Regions from separate parts of the Homo sapiens genome. Here region 1 is linked to region 2. The links are chromatin contacts, found by Hi-C or POLR2A ChIA-PET in ENCODE. All regions are on one chromosome and are shown on one strand. The core of a region is the stretch at or near the end of the contact, and the rest is flanking DNA. Distances in the headings are between cores, read along the strand shown. Region 1 has its middle 130 kb from the start of LINC02242. Region 2 has its middle 23 kb from the start of TILRLS.

What was found. A loop is a pair of places that touch in the nucleus more often than their neighbours do. ChIA-PET counts read pairs that join two places held with the same protein, here RNA polymerase II (POLR2A). Pooled maps may share reads with other maps.
Region 1: a map of MCF 10A shows a loop between it and region 2 (2.8-fold over the local background). The contact joins two enhancer-like sites. A Hi-C loop is called at or near these places in 3 of 168 maps with a recorded cell type or tissue (CD4-positive, alpha-beta memory T cell, MCF 10A and endothelial cell of umbilical vein) and 6 of 50 pooled maps. POLR2A ChIA-PET finds 5 or more read pairs at or near these places in 1 of 52 experiments (activated T-cell).

The regions. Positions count from the first base shown.
Region 1 is chr5:67,512,391-67,518,521 of GRCh38, reverse strand. No RefSeq gene overlaps it. Among named protein-coding and RNA genes, the nearest start is that of LINC02242, 130 kb to the left of the region's middle. Within about 2 kb of position 2,606, at least 2 of the 41 ENCODE cell types and tissues checked have a DNase peak (open chromatin) inside an H3K27ac peak, as active enhancers do.
Region 2 is chr5:67,242,213-67,248,099 of GRCh38, reverse strand. No RefSeq gene overlaps it. Among named protein-coding and RNA genes, the nearest start is that of TILRLS, 23 kb to the left of the region's middle. Within about 2 kb of position 1,824, at least 2 of the 41 ENCODE cell types and tissues checked have a DNase peak (open chromatin) inside an H3K27ac peak, as active enhancers do.

The sequences.
Region 1 (6,131 bases), core at 1,357-3,856, 270 kb before region 2:
ATTATCACCAAATCACAGATTAGGAAAGTGATGTTCATAGAAGTAAACAACTTGCCTGGAATTCAATACAGACCAGTATGAGGTTAAAGGTGCAAAACACAGGACTTTAGCCCTGTGCTCTCGGGCACCCTGAATGTGCAGAACTGAAGCAGAGTAGGATGGGCTGCTTAAAGCATCTTAACCCTCATTCCCTCCACCACTGTGGCTCAGGATCTAAGCAGAATGTGGAGCTCTGACTCCTGCCATTCAGAATGCCATCTTGAGCTACGAATTCATTGCCACCCATTTATGTCTTTCATTTCTCAGTCTCCCCATGGTGTGTTTAGGGTTATTTTATTTCCTAATACAAATTAGCATTTTTAGTCTCTTAAAACAAAACTGTATAGAATTAAACAACAGAACATAGAATTTAACTCCTCCCTCCCTTTGGAAGTTTTCCACTTATCTGAAATGAACTAGCTTTATTATAACTTTTTGTTGTAATATTATAAACAAGACTCACCTCTTTTTTATGAAGGTCAATCATCTTTTTTCCAACAATAAGGGGGAAATGTGCCCATTTTTATTAAAAAGAAAGAAAATTAGAGAGATGGCTGTCTATAGAATAAGAATTTGAGAAAATAAACTATTTTTGTTGAAAAACATTAAAGGTTATAAATTGACCAGCATAGAAATAATGGAATGAACAGAATCTTTTTTTTTTTTTTTTTTTTTTTGAGATGGAGTCTCTTTCTGTAGTCCAGGCTGAGCATACAGTGGCACAATCTCGGCTCACTGTAAACTCCACCTCCTGGGTTCAAGTGATTCTCCTGCCTTAGCCTCTTGAGTAGCTGGGATTACAGGCACGTGCAACCATGCCCAGCTAATTTTTTTGTATTTTTAGTAGAGATGAGTTTTCAACATGTTGGCCAGGCTGGTCTTGAACTCCTCACCGCAAGTGATCCTCCCGCTTCAGCCTCCCAAAGTGCTGGGATTACAGGCGTAAGCCACTGTGCCTGGACTGAGATTCCTTTTCTTTGTACCATTTTGTTTTCCTCTTCGACATCGGCAAACTCACTTTTAAGCACCCCTCCCTATAGACAGAGAATCTGTAAGAAATATGAATTCAGCCTACACCAGCTGACTGGCCCCGTTTCCAGGACAGAAGCCAAGATTTGATTTAAAATAAAGAACCAGACAACTGAAACAAAAGCTTGTTGCCTGATTATCCAAAGAGTCTGCTTATCCAAAGCACACTTCGCAGGTTTCCACTTATTAGAGCTTGTGACAGCATGCCATACCATTGACCTCTTCTGAATGTAAGTGTACCTTGAGTACATGGACAGAGATTTCCTCCTGCCTTGCTGGCTGCCCCTTCTAAGATTCCTTTGCTGATTCATTCCTCTCCACTTGATCTTTAATAGTTGAAATTCCTCAACATTCAACCCTTGTCCCCCTTTAACCCAATGTTCTCTCTTGAGATGATTTCATCAACTCCCACAGCTCTTGTTATCATTAGAATGGCAAGAACTACTAAATGCACACCTCTAGACCAGCGCTCTCTCTGAACTCCAGGTCCCTTTTATCTACACAGAGATCACATTTATTGACTGTTCTCCAAGTGCCAGGCTGAGTGCTATACATGGATATTTTTATATAGCCTTTTATATTCTTTTCATATATTATTGTATTCATTTCTAAGTGTATATGTAATAACATAGATTCTTATATAAATTTAACTAATAACAAAGAGGAAGAGCCATCTCAATTTACCCAATGTTCCCCTTCCTAGACCACCTCATCCCACTCCTGGCCCCATGGATAGTTACCAGTCTGGTATGTATTCTCACTTGTTCTTCACAACTCAGTGAAGGTACTGTTATTCTTATTCCCATTTTACAGATCGGGAAATTGATGTATAAGGTTATTTTGAAACTTGCCTAAGTTGTCATGGATAGTAAACAGCAGAATGGGGATCCCAAGCTCAGGTTTATCACCCTTCAGTGGCCCTGGTCTTTTGGAAGCACCCTAAGTTCTACTGCCCAAATTCAAACTCACAGTTTTTCTTCCCAGCACTCATTCTCCATACTTGGTCCTTCTCTTGAGTCTTAATGTCAGCAAATGTACAACCAAATATCTACTCATTTATTAAGAAAACTTAGGGTCACCCTGAACCATTTCCTTTTTCTTTTCTTTCTTTTTTTTTTTTTTTTTTTGAGAGGGAGTCTTACTCTGTCACCCAAGCTAGAGTGCAGTGGCCTGATCTCTCGGCTCACTGCTCACTGCAAACTCCACCTCCCTGGTTCAAGCAATTCTCCTGCCTCAGCCTCCTGAGTAGCTGGGATTACAGGCATGCACCACCACACCTGGCTAATTTTTATATTTTTAGTAGAGATGAAGTTTCATCATGTTGGCCAGGCTGGTCTCCAACTTCTGACCTCAGGTGATCCACCTGCCTTGGCCTCCCAAAGTGCTGGGATTGCAGTCATGAGCCACTGTGCCCTGCCACCACTTCCTTTTTCATAGATCATATCAAATCGGTCACCAAACCTTGCTAACATCATTCTTAAACCTCTCTTGAATGTGTGAGATTCTCTCCATCACCACTGCCACAAACACCTCTTAACTAAAACTCCTTCCACACCTGCCACCTTCCAAATCAACCTATACACAATCACCAAATAGACCTTTCAAAAATGCTCAGGTCAGAGCATTTAAAGTTGTTGGTTTCCCATCTTAGAATCTTAGAATAAAGTGAAATATCATTAGTACGGCTTACAGGGTGTATTAGTTCATTCTTGCAGTGCTGTAAAGAAATACCTGAGACTGGTAATTTATAAAGAAAAGAGGTTTCATTCGTTCATGGTTCCACAGGCTCTATAGGAAGCATGACTTGGGAGGCCTCAGGAAACTTACAATCATGCCGGAAGGTGAAGGAAACAGACTCATCTTTTGTGGCTGGAGCAGGAGGAAGAGAGAGATGGCGGAGGTGCTACACAGTTTTAAACAACCAAATCTCATGAGCGCTCACTATCATGAGAGCCACACTGAGGGGGAAATCCACCCCCATGATCCAATCACCTCCCACCAGGCCCCACCTCCAACACTAGGGATTACAATTTGACATGAGATTTGGGCTGGGTGCACACAGACCCAGACCTTATCACAGGGCTCTCCAGTTTAATCTCCACCCCTTCCTGGCCTCATGTGCTAGCTCTCTGTACTCCAGTCACCCCAGTCTTCCCTGCCTTATTTCCCCCTCAGCGTGGCTCTCATGATAGTGACTGCTCATGAGATTTGGTTGTTTAAAACCGTGTGGCACCTCCCCCCATCTCTCTCTTTCTCCTGTTTCAGCCACGTAAAATGAGTCTGCTTCCTTCACACTTTGAAGATTGTGGTTTAAATCACACTCTTTTCAGCCACTGAGTCTTCACACATCCTGTTACCTCTACTTGAAGCTTGCTTCCCTCTCTTTTAAACTGTGTAATCTGTTCAGTACAAAAGGCTTATGTTAGCCAGGATAGCCTCCGATGACCCCTTCATCCATTTCTAGTCCCACTCTTACGTGCTCTCATATCCCTCTTTACTTTGCATTTATCACAAGTGTTGCCATGTAATTAATTCATTAGCTTAATATATGTTTTTCCTACTAGACAACAAGCTCCAGGAGGGCAAGACCAGCATCTCTTTCACTCACCCCTGTGCCTGGAACATAGTAGGCTCATAAATACCTATGAAATGAAATTCAGTATGACTCTTAGTAGGTAGCCTACTTAATTGGCTCTGAAGTTTCCAGTCCTGGAAAATAGGAATGGTACCACTAGCTTAGAGCTATATTACCTCTTTCGGGAAAATAGGATTCATGTCCAGTATACCAGGCTTCTGTAAGAATGTTCAGAGGCAGTTTAAATAGTTCAAGGAGTTAAGCTTGTTCTCCAGTGGACATCCCTAAGGAACAGAAATGGGCCACTTAATCTCCTGGCTTTCTCTCTTCCTTCTCCTCTCCAGTCATCAGAGGAAGTCTAAACACTACAAAGCGAGATTATTGGAAAATCTTTCAAACTTGCTTCTCTGTATATTTCCAAACAGCACCGCTCTAATGGATTGAAGTTTGCAGGATTGGATTCTAGTTTCAAGACAACTCCCCAAACACTTCACCACAGAAGAGAACATTAGAATTATGGTAAGTATAATTAAAATGCCATTGCATTCTAATATTGTCTCTTCCTCCATGGCTCCTACCCACAATTGGTTTTCTGTACCAACAAAGACGCAGCTGTATGATCAGGAGCCTCCATCTGTGGGCTTCCGTCTGTGGTTTCTTTTACACTTGAGCCAAGGGGATCTGGAAAAGTAAAACAGGTCCTATTCTTGATTTTATTCTTCTCCATTATTTATTGTGTCCAAAAACAAATAGCTGAAAGATCCTTTAGGGCTTTCCCTCAAATGAGTACTTCCAAGAAATTTAAGGGTAATTAATGATATGCCTTTGGTCTCCTGACAATGCTATTGTCAAGAGTTCAAAAGCAGTGGAGCGGGGATGCAGGGCAGCAGGAGGATAATCCTTATCATATTATCTGGGAATGAACTGTAAATGTCCGGAGTAATGGAATTGTTATGACTGTGCCTCATTCAACGAAAAAAGAAATTGAATCTGAAAATGATGAGGCACACAGTACTTCAGAACAGTTGTCAAACTTCTTCATTCCAAATACTTCCTTTATTTCCCACCACCATACTTCCATCAGTGGTTATAAAGCAAGTTCATTTCAAAGATTTTAAAGGCTGGGGAACAGGAAGCATCAAGGGAGTTGTCATGCTCTAGCTCTGATCACCTGGCTACTGCTTTTATCAGCTTTCCAGATGTTTGCTCTTTGCTGCAGCCTTTTGGAGCCACTTCTGCCACAGGCTCTGTATTTTTCAACGTGCCCGTAAGAATTCAATTGGCAATCTCTTGTTCATCCATCAATACTCAGTTCAAGTGCCATCTCTTCAGAAAGTCTTCTCTGATTGCTCCAGGGGAGTTAAAGGCTTAAATGATCAATCTTTTCTCTTAGGTTTGCATGTTCATAGCAGTTCTATCTTTAACTGCAAGGCTGTACCTTTCACTTACATGCCTAACTCCTTAATTGACTATGATTTTCATTTTTCTTATTTGCTTAACATGTTTCTAAATGTCCCTAAAAGATGAATGAGTGAGTGATATTAGTTTCTTAATTCTTATTAATTTCTCAATGGTACAGCAAAATGTACCAGACAAAGTAAAAACACTGTGAGGTACAGCATGATATCCATTGTCCAGACTATTCTCTATAACCCATGGACAGGAAGGTTTTTTGTTTTGTTTTTTTTTTTGATAAATCAACTACAAAATTCAACTTAAATTTTCAATTTAGCCCCTCATTTCCACCTTTGCTGTGACCCCACTTTTGTCATTTTAAATATAAAAATGAGAAACCAGCTTGAATTACACAATTGTGGCAGATTACTTTGCCAGATTTTAATTCCTCCACCTTAGGCTTGTAGGGTTGGTGTGAGGATTTAATGAGATAATGTATGATGATAATGATAATGATGTCATAATGACAAGATAGCAGAACTTCTTGTAATTCCTTCTTATAATTCCAACACAGTAAGTGCTGAGTAGTACTTAACAGTCATTTTTATAAATTTTAGAAACTTGACATCACGTTTTGATTCTCCTCTGTTCTCCCTATAATACTGCTCTTACAAAGCTGCTAACTATAAAGAAATGATCAAAAGGCAGGAAATGAGAGGGAAATTGTAAAGTAAAAATGGCCTAAAACCTAGGAGATCCATATTTGAAGAGTAATAATATATTTTATTTATATTAGATCCATATGCAACCTATCTAAAGGGATCTTCATTACCGACAAGATGTCACTTCTTTGAAAACTAATGGCTTGACATATTGTCAAGTAGAGTAGATCACTCCAGCTGACTTATAGAGAATGGACAATATGCCGAGACTATCAAACTTTGTCACCCACAGTAAATGCTCTCACATCAAAATTCGGTAGGCATACATAGAAATAGAACTTAAAAAAATAGTTTCACAAAAGAGCATGTAATTTTACTATATAGAATGCACTGACATTTTCTAATCTATTTTATTGTTTAAAATTCTGGCT
Region 2 (5,887 bases), core at 575-3,074:
TTCAGATATTGTATCACCTTCAATTCTGATAACCATAGAACACAGGGGATCTTTTATCATTTTTAAAAAATCATAAAGGATCTGAATCTTTTAAGTATAATCTTTTAAGTGACGAATTGTTTCAAATAAATCACTTAAATCCCTGATGTATTATAGGACTTGACATCAAAATTAAGTACTCAAAATATGCAAGCACAGTATTAGAAATGTCGCATGTATTAGAAATAGCCCACCTGCTCTAACATAAGCTAGGGTGGATGGCGAAGCCCACTCCCCCACCACACACACCACTGCCCCCTATACACAATCTTTCCCCCATATAACTTCCCAGGTGGATACAGAAGCGTCTCTGCAAAATTTGGCTAAAAACCGCTATCTAAATACAATTCAATTAGAAACAAGAAATAAAGAGTTCATCAGATACTTCAAAACAATATAAAGTTGTCGGTTTTATATTGCTGTAGGCTCAGATCCTGCCAACATGTTGAATGTCTAGTATATACCAGGCACTCTCCTTGGAGTCACATATTCCCATTAACATATATTCTTCCAGGCAGGGACCAGCTGATTTCTATATAATGCATTGCATTTCCAGCTGGGTCAATGCCTCTGTAGTGTGAATTATGTGGGAGCTATCACAGCTACAACTTTCATGAGCAACTTGTATTTTCTTCCCCAGGTATAGAAAAACCCAGCAGTCTTCCCAGGCTTCCTGCTTTGTGGATGATGGAATATGTTATAGTATGCTGAGATAGAATTGATAAAAATTACATAAGAAAAGTAGAATGAATATATATATGTATGTCTCTTTCCACTTTCTTTCAAAGCTATCCACAGTATTTTATCTAAATACAAACTGCAAAACAACGTAGGCCTTTTCCCTTTCATTTTATTGCATTTTTTCTCCCTGGAATAATTTCTGAGCTTAACTCCTGATTCTGTCATATAGTGTGGCTTTGTGACAACTGACAACTTATTTAACTTCCTGGAGCCTCGCCTTAAGAATGGAGTTATCAGCATCATCTGATTCAGAGAGTTGCTCTGGGGCTGAAATAAGGGAGAATCAATGTAAAATTCAGGGCGTTAATGCTTTTTTGTGTTAGATCACTTTCTACTCCTGGCCTTTCTTCAAGTGTAAGATTATCTGGACCATTATATCAACACCCTATCTTTGATGTACAAACATGTGAATTATCAGCTTTTCATCTCTCTGTCAGTAAATGGATACCCTATGCACATACAGAATGCACAAACATGAAAATGTCTACTTTAAATAACAATGGTACCAGCAGCACGGAGTCACATAATAGACAACATGTTTTAAAGTAAAGAATCCTCTTCCACGGAGTATTAATTTACCAGCTTTCTACATGCCAAGTTCCCAAAGCAGTCAAGAACATCTCAGACCTGCAGGCTTCATGTTTCCCCTAATGGGGTACTAATTGTTTTCACATAAATGCCCCCACTGTGCAAGCTCTCTATGTAGAATGAAAGTGGGTTGTGGAATGGTAAAAGTAAACCATCTTTCTGATGTCTACAATGTCATGCTTCAGAAGATTCTAGAAAAGGTCTAGCTGGAATTAAATATATTTATATTCAAAAGCTTTAGTATTTAACTTACAAGAATATCAATTGTGAGCCACCTTTCTAAAAAGTATCACCACTTCCCATAATATTTACTTCTTCCTAAAACAATTATGTTCTAAACACACACACACATACACACACACACGCACACTCTGTCTCTCTTTGATAAAAAGTATTTTCTCTGTGAAGGACTCTAATTTTGCATTTTCCTTATTTGCAACCCTGTTTAGGATTTTAAAATGAGGTGTTTTAATAGCGCCACCTGGTGGTAATGATCTACTTCAAGTACCCAACATAACTTCTCTTTCCTCACCTTTTCTCCTGTTTTGTGAGCTGTTTCTTTCATTTGTATTCATGAATCATTCCTTTGCATTAGTGTTGCTGAAGAAAGTAATGATTTTATCAAAACAAAGTAGGCTATTACAAAAAAACTAACAGAAGTGTTAATGTGAGCAGAACAGTAGAACCTGCACACTTAAGGGTATGCCACTCATCAGGGGAAAGAAATGTAACTAAAAATCAACAAAAGGCTGTGAAGAAACAAAAAGGGGAGAGGCAGTAACTCCAAAATGGGCTTTAGACAGAAAACTCACCTGATGTAGGGCATGTTGGCCAACATTTTCCTTTTATATATCTGCCACATTTTCTGCCTTGTGGCCAGTCTGAAAAAACTAAGCAGCCCAGTACAGCAGGCAAATGCTTCTCAGTCACAAACAATGGAATATTGAAGCCATTGATATTCCTCTCACAGCGGCAGGAACCATAGCAGGTGCTAAAGGAATTGGTTGTTTATGAAGAAATAATCAAATATTCCCTCCCTCCTTCCTTCCTTCCTTCCTTCCTTCCTTCCTTCCTTCCTTCCTCATTTCTGCCGCTTCTCACACAGCTACCAGCATCCCTCTCCCCAGGCATCAGAGTGCTACTTGGGGAAAATAATAATAATGTAGGATTTTTTTTCCCTAAATCACTTCAACTCCAAGGACCCATTAGCAACTTATGCCCCTTTACAGATCTCGCCAGTTGATCATCAAGAAAGGCAACTTTAGAGATGATGCAATCAGGGCAAAAAAAAAAAAAAAAGAACAAGTAACTGCAGATATCTTTTTAATTTTTTTTTTTTGTATGTACCTTTTTGAGAATTAGGTCATTAAATTCATTGAAAATTCCATTCTTCATCCAGCCTTTGAAAGTTCTCATCTTGTTCAACTTTGAAACAGATCATAAGGTGGATTCACATGGTGAAAAATGGGAGGGACAGAATGAAGACTTGACAACAATGAAGAGATAATGTCTACCTGGAGGCTAACCAATGGCACCCAGGCTGCTGAAAGAAATTCCTTCAGCAGGGGCCCAGGGAAGAAGCCTAATTTAAAGGTCAGAATCAGACACACAGACACACACGTACACACACACATGTACACACATTAATCTACACAATCACCAGAGCAATCATCTAGCCCATTTGCATCAGCATAAGGTTTCACCTAAACTCTCTGCACTGACCTTTTATGGAAGATGTTTGCTTTCTAGGGCCTGAGACCTGGGACCAGCTCCCAGAGACGAGGGTACAGGGGAAAGGACCTGAAAGTCAAGTTTTATGGAAGATGAAATGGAGAGAAAAAAAATATTTGTTTATTGGTGATTTTAGTTAACGGGAACAATAGCTTTGCATTGACAGACAATAAGTGAGGGGAAAATAGTGGTGGGGTGGCGGTGTGAGGAAGCCGACATGGATAGAGCAGCCAAAGGAAGCTCTGAATAGGCTCTGGAAAAAACTACAACCCAACAAACTATTCCATGACTGTAAGGCGCTGGAAGCCTGCCAAAGTCAGACATACATTCTCACTGACCTTTTTAGACCTGATTGACTCCCAATCAGACTATGAAGACTGTGACCGAGGAGTGAATTCCTGTTCCTTCCTGGTGATCCTGCATTACTTTCCAGTAAGTTCTCTCATGGTCCAATTGTTCTTTTATCTGCACAGGAAGGGAATGTGTGATTCCTTTTGGAAACTGGAGTACTGTGGGAGCCAGGCCCACTCTCCTGGCTGCTGGAGATCTGAGCATACCCAGGTCTGGAAAGAAGCCAAGTCATGGGGACTGTGATGCAACAGCTCACCTTACCACCAGGCTAGATGGTAGCTTTGACTTTCTAAGACCCAATAGCCTGTTAGTGACCATCAAACAGAAATTGTCATAACTTCAATGGTATAAAACTGGGTTCAGGAAACTACAGATTGTGGGCCAAGTCAGACCTATACCTATGTTTGTAAATAAACCTTTATTGGAACACAGCCACACTCGTTTATTTAAGTATCCTCTACCACTGCTTTCGCACAACAAGGGCAGAGTTGAGCAACTGCAACAGAGACCATTGGCCTACAAAGCCAAAATAATTTACTATCTTGCCCTTTACAGAAAAAGGTTGCTGACCTCTGGTTTAAAAGCAGGATCATTAAGAGAAGGCTGTGTGATATGCCAGAAGGACCATGAGAAGGGGCCTCCAAAGGCCTGGTTCTAGTGCCGCTGTCTGTTAGAAACGATCTAGATCTGTAACACTGAGTGAACTTGAATGTCTCTTCTAGCTGCAAAAGATACACAAATTCTGTAGTTTAAGCGATTGGTAATGCACAGGGTTTCAGATATCCATTTCACTGTCCAATACTCTCCATTCCCAAAAGAAATGTCATTTTTCTATTTGTAATCCAAAGATGGTGGTATATAAAATAATTACACTGGAATCCATACTTTGTGCTTACACAGAAAGAAACATACACACATGCAGGCACAGACACATGCACACACACTCACACAAATGCAAACATACACACACACACTGGAGCAAGCCTTCCAGCTCACTGCTCTGAGCGTAGGGTTTCATGCTCAAGATCCTTGCACTGACCTACAGGAAAGACAAGTGTCTTCTAGGGACTCACCACTTGATTGAAGAAAGCTGCTGTGTCTAGGGCCTCAACATCTGCAAAGCTGTAATCAAAACATTACTATTCAGTTACCATCTAAGACACAGCTGTAGAATTATGGAGAAATGTTTTATCAAAACTAAGCAATTGTCTGAGTCTGTCTCCTGACTGAAGAAAGAAGAATGCCTAATTCACAAAACACTTCATACTTTATAGCACATTTACATACAATATAATGGATGCCACCCTATTTACTTGTTTTCTATACCATCTTTATTTAGTGTTTATTTTATGAGCCTTGCAAATAGTTTCCAAACATCTCTAAATCTAAGAAAAAGTTAACTGAGTAAAGCTGATTTTTTTTTTTTTTTTTTTTTGAGACGCAGTCTCACTCTGTCGCCCAGGCTGGAGTGCAGTGGCGCAATCTCGGCTCACTGTAAGCTCCACCTCCCGGGTTCACGCCATTCTCCTGCCTCAGCCTCCCAAGTAGCTGGGACTACAGGCGACTGCCACCACACCTGGCTAATTTTGTGTGTGTGTGTGTATTTTTAGTAGAGACGGGGTTTCACCATGTTAGCCAGGATGGTCTCGATCTCCTGACCTCGTGCTCCGTCCGCCTCGGCCTCCCAAAGTGCTGGGATTACAGGCGTGACCCACCGCGCTGGCCGAGTAAAGCTGATTTTAAATAAGCTGTCTTAGTCTGGGTTCTCTCCAAAAGCTGGGCCTGAGACAAGAGTTTACTTTGGGAAATGATTCCAAAGAACAGGAGGAAAGAACAAGGCAGACTGAAACAGGGGGAGGGAAAGCCAATCCAGAGGTCTTTTACTGAGCTGATCACTGGTATAGGCAAGTGAGGCGCCCCCCTCTTGGGATGCTTTGGGTTGCCTTGCCGAATGAGTCCCTCGTATGTCTTTCTAAGGGATGCCAAGGGAAGTACTATCGTCAGCTCCCATCATTGCCCCCATGGGGTTTTCATTCATTCCCACTTGTGGTGTGTGCATAGGGCAGAATGGCTAACCCGGTTTCTGCAAAGTCAACAACAGCCTCAGAGAAGCCCCAGGTCAGAAAGCGAGAGTTTGGTGGTGCAGCTGAAGGGAGAGGCTGATAGGTTACAATCACACAGTTATCACAGCAATGCCTGGAGTCAAAAGGTAGGCTAAGAGGATGTAAGAAAGGGTACAAGAAGTGATCCATACAGCATGAAATCCTTAAATTGTACTACTCCATCCTCCCAACATGCCATCAGTTAGGTAAGTGTAACTGCAATATTCCCTCAACATCATATATGCCTCTGCCACATCCTGGGCACCTGAAATAGAGATGAAGACACTGTTTTTGTGCTAATGAACCATTTTAATGCATTCAGATCAACACTGTCA